2 separate regions of the Homo sapiens genome follow, and region 2 is linked to region 1. A link is an interaction called in ENCODE POLR2A ChIA-PET data of the cell type or tissue named here. Cell type or tissue: GM12878. All regions are shown on one strand.

The links. Peaks named below come from ENCODE experiments on the same cell type or tissue, not always from the same donor. Only the 100,000 strongest peaks of a DNase experiment are listed, where the experiment ranks them.
Region 2: POLR2A ChIA-PET joins it to region 1 with 5 read pairs; 3 of 35 experiments call an interaction of 5 or more read pairs at or near these places.

What each region holds. Positions count from the first base shown.
Region 1 is chr7:148,917,820-148,920,319 of GRCh38, forward strand. No RefSeq gene overlaps it. Among named protein-coding and RNA genes, the nearest start is that of EZH2, 35 kb to the left of the region's middle. In GM12878, no CTCF peak of the experiment used is centred here; no DNase peak of the experiment used is centred here.
Region 2 is chr7:148,583,364-148,585,863 of GRCh38, forward strand. No RefSeq gene overlaps it. Among named protein-coding and RNA genes, the nearest start is that of C7orf33, 6.2 kb to the right of the region's middle. In GM12878, no CTCF peak of the experiment used is centred here; a DNase peak (open chromatin) is centred at 1,264.

The DNA.
Region 1 (2,500 bases):
GGATTACAGGCACGTGCCACCATGCCTGGCTAATTTTTGTATTTTTAGTAGAGACAGGGTTTCACCATGATGGCGAGGCTGGTCTCGAAATCTTGACCTTGTGATCCGACCGCCTTGGCCTCCCAAAGTGCTGGGATTACAGGCGTGAGCCACCACACTTGTCTTTTTTTTTTTTTTTTTTTGAGACAGTCTGGCTCTGTTGCCCAGGCTGGAGTGCAATGACATAGTCTCGGCTCATTGCAACCTCCATCTCCCAGGTTCAAGTGATTCTCCTGCCTCAGCCTGCCGAGTAGCTGGGATTACAGGCGACTGCCGCCATGCCCAGCTAACTTTTTGTATTTTTAGTAGAGATGCGGTTTCACCATGTTGGCCAGGCTGGTCCCGAACTCCTGACCTCATGATCTGCCCGCCTTGGCCTCCCAAAGCGCTAGGATTACAGGCGTGAGCCACCACCCCTGGCCGCCCAATTTTTTTAACATGTGGACCAAGCACATGGTACCAAATTGAAAAATCACAGCCCCCAGTGACTTTAGAGTTACTAGGTTCTCATCCTCTGCCAGATTTTCCTAGTCTATGCAGACAGATACGCCTTCATACTTCCTCTTTCTCTCCCTCTGATGATGGACTTTCAAGGAGTGGCAGATCTGTGGCCACTCTGAGCAATGCTGCAGCATCCACCTTGTACATGCAGGCAGGAATCAGTTTTGGTAGATGATTCTGCAGCTAGATTATTTTCAGGCTCTTTGCAATACTATTTTGACTGTCAACATCATCAGTGTCAGCCCCATAAATTAATATATCTTTTTCTGATTTCAAAAACAATACATACTTATTATAAAAATTCAAATGTCACAGAAATATTTAACTCTAAAAGTAAAAATACCCTATAATCTCACTCTGCCCTGTTCTTCACCATAACCCCTATGAAACCTGGGGTCTAGTCTTCCAGAGTTTGCGTGTGTGTGTGTGTGTGTGTGTGTGTGTGTGTGTGTGTGTGTATTTTTTTAAAAACAAATGTGATCACATTATATATTCTGTCCTAGAACTATCATCCTTAGATATTAAACGTTACATACAAAATGTCAGCAAAGGTTTCTGGTACTAAAGCAAGAATAATTCAAACAAATCTATTTGTAAAGCAAAGTATTACTGATAATACATTTATCCAGATTTTAGAAATGTGAAAATCCACCAATGTGTAGCCATATGGTAGTCTGTTTGTTTCCTTGAAATTCACCCAAAAGGATTGTTCTCATGTAGTATTTATTAAAATGTATGTTTTCTGCCTAACATTGTTGAAGAAAACAAATATTTCCCTGGACCAGCCTAACCATCTTATTAACTGTAAATTGCATTATCTGAAATGCAATCAATATTCTTCTGGTATACAGTGCTCCTAACATATCATTCTAAACCACATTAATAGAGAAGCCTGCATAAGATTTCACAGGCTTTGTCTTGTCTAGCTATTGTTCAGATTTCTTCATTCAAACCCTGCAGTCTGAGCTGAGCATTAATTATCACTGAAGGCAGGAAAAAAAATGCCGCTTTAAAATAGCAAGCATTGATGACTACAGGTAAATAAATGCCACTGTCAGGTTTGGATTCCCAAATCAAACATTCCTTCAAAGAATATTTTTTGAGCATGTTTTACATTCTAAGCTCTGAGCTGGGTGCCACGGGTGATACAAAGAAGATTAAAATAGAGTCTCTGCCTTGCAAAGATTTCTTAGGAGTTTCCTTAAGAAATAATTACACTTAAAAAAATTTTTTTAAATATTTGGTGACTTAAGCTCATGTACTGGGTATCAAAAAATTATTGGATTTCAAGCAAGCATTCTTGCTGCTTTGGTGCATATTAATATCTTCTTCTCAGTATAGACATATCTCACCTGACGGATTAGAATATTTTAGTTTCCTTAATATGAATTTCTGCTAAATAAATCCTTCTATTATAAAATCAGATAGGCTTTTTGAAAGAAATCTTTATCTTTGAATGAAAGAAAATTATTATTTAAAAAGCAAGCATTCTAGAAATCACACGTACTGAAAATGCATGCTTAGCAGTGTACAGCATTTAGCAACTACTCAAAAAATTTTCATTATTGAATTAGTATATTAATGATAATAATATTGGCCATATTTTAAAAGTATCTCTTCATCTGTAAAGGACTTATCTACTTACTAAAGCTGACTCTGAAAATGCCGTCATGACCGTCACTGAAAAATGAAACCTGTCTAAATTGATCCTGAAACCCTGACAGTGTCATTTGTGGCTGTTTCACACCCTAGTCCCACTGTAGATAGTGTCGTTCCTGGAGCTTCGGGATTCCGTTAAATTCTACTTCAGCTTTAGACCTCTGTGCATGTCTAGCTGTAACTCTCAAGCAATTTCTTAATGAGTTTTCCTTTAATTCCACTTCTAGAACTTACTTTTGTCTTATCAGTTTATCAGGTAAAGAGACAGAAAATAGTTGATTAGTTTCCTGAGACTAGAGAG
Region 2 (2,500 bases), 330 kb before region 1:
AGCGCCACCATGCCCAGCTAATTTTTGTATTTTTAGTAGAGACAGGGTTTTGCCATGTTGGCCGGGCTGGTCTCAAACTCCTGACCTCAAGTGATCCACCCACCTTAGCCTCCCAAAGTGCTGGGATTAAAGGCTGAAAATTATTTTTAATGCAATTTTTATGCAGATGATATATGCTGCCTGGAGCAAGGAAGGGAAGAAATAAAGGATGAAAGGAACACCAAGAACCCCAGATCTTTCCCTACATTTTTCCCTCCAGCAAGGATCTCATTACTCCCAAAGCACTCTTAACCTACCCCACCATGACACAGGGGCTCACCAGTTCCTCTGCCTCTCCACCGCGATCATTCTACAGGTGATCCAGATTCACAGTGGAAGAATCAAAAACGAAAACTAAGACTGTAGCTCCAATATTGCTAGGTCTCACCTCTAAGTGTATTAAATATTCTCAGAAAGGGCTGGGTGCAGTGGCTTATAACTGCAATTTCAGCACTTTGGGAGCCCAAGGCAGGAGGATCGCTTGAGCCCAGGAGTTTGAGACCAGCCTGGGCAAAACAGTGAGACCCTATCTCTCCAAAAAAAAAAAAAAAAAAAAGCCAGGTGTAGTGGTATATGCCTGCAATTCTAGCTACTCAGGAGGCTGAGGTGGGAGGATTGCTTGAGCCTAGGAGGTTGAAGTAGCAGTGAGCTATGATGTGGCACCACTGCACTCCAACCTGGGCAACAGAGTGAGACCCTGTCAAAAGAAATAAAAGAAAAGAAAGAAAGAAAAGAGAGAAAGAGAGGAAGGAAAGAAGGGAGGGAAGGAGGGAAGAAAGAAAGAAAAGAATGAACTTCTAGCTCTTGTAGGTAGCCTAAATTAAATTTATGGACTGTTCCTATAATATTCGTTACTGATTCAGGAACTGTCTCCAATCTGAAACTCCTTGAAGAAACCTAGAACCTATTTTCAGCCTTCTCACCCCAGTCAACTCTGTCTGTTCCTCCCTGGCACAATGTAAAACACTTAGCTGTGTAATCCAAGTGTTGACTGGCCTCGCTGCCTGAAATATAATGAGAATGAGATAACATCAGCTTTAAAAAAAACTGTTGTAAAATATACATGCACAAATGTACCATCTTTATCGTATTTATGTGTCCAGTTCAATCACTTTCAGTAGAAACACATTGTTGTGCAGACATCACCACCATCCATCTTCAGAGCTCTTGCAAAACTGAAACTCTGTATACATTAAACAAGAATTCCTCATTTCCCCCTTCCACCAGCCCGTGGTAACCACTGTTCTACTTTCTGAATTTGACTACTCTACATACCCCTTATAAGTACAATCATAAAACATTTTGTGGGGTTTTTTGTGGTTGGCTTATTTCATTTAGCATAACGTCCTAAAAATTCATCCATGTTGTAGCATGTGGTAGAATTTCCTTCATTTTTAAAGCTGAATAATCTCCCATTGTATGGCTAGAACACATTTTGTTTATTTATTCATCTGTGTGTGAACACTTGCATTGCTTCTACCTTTTGGTTATTGTCCATAATGCTGATTTGAACATGGGTATAAACATTAGCTTTTAATGCCCAAATTATTATGACATCCAGAGCCTCTTAACTAGATGCCTTTCCCAGGTATTTCTGAGGATCTACAAATAAAATGACATGCTCCACACATCCGTCCGGTGGAAAGCTTGCGGCCTTTGGTGGTATCAGTCCTCAGACTGCCGCTGTCCACCTCCCCGCTGCAGATGACTTCCTGTAGGGTCTGCATCAGCTTCTGAAGCTGTTGCTGTTCTCACACAGTGCGCTTTAGTCAAGCATGGGCAAGGACCCCTCATGAACTTCCCATGGTGATAGATGAGACATAGCTTATACATTTAATAAGATAGCTTTAGAAGAAAATGACAGAAACTCCAATCGAAACTGACTCCAGCCAAAAAGAGAGAGTTCTTCAGTTCACAAAGCTGAAAAAGTACAGGCATATTCTTAATTTGGGCATGGCTGGATTCAGAGGCTCAGGTCTTCAGTCTGAAGATATGGCTTCAGGTCTTCACTCTGAAGACATGGCTGCACGTCTTCAGGATTCAAGTTCTCTTTCTTGGCTCTGTTGCGCTCTGTGTACTTTATTCTCCAAGTGGTGGTCCCCGGAAGCTCTAGGCTTGTTCCTTCCAAAGGTAAGAGGATGACTCTCCCCGACAGTCCTAGCAAGACCCAAGCCTGGCTCTGATTGGCCCAGCTGGGGTCACATGCTCAGCCATGAACCAGTCACCATGGCCAGCGGTGCACAGTACTCACATCGGCCAGCTCTGTTGTCACTAGTGTACCCACAAAGCCATGGGATGGGGCCAGCCCTGTCTGAAACCCATGGGACGAGTGGGGAATCCAATCTTCCCCAGGAAAATTGAAGGTGCTATTACCAAAAAAGGGTGAGTTGAACATTAGGAGGGCAAAAACAAATGTCCACTACTCTTGGGGATAATAGGAAATAATTGCAATACAGAAATT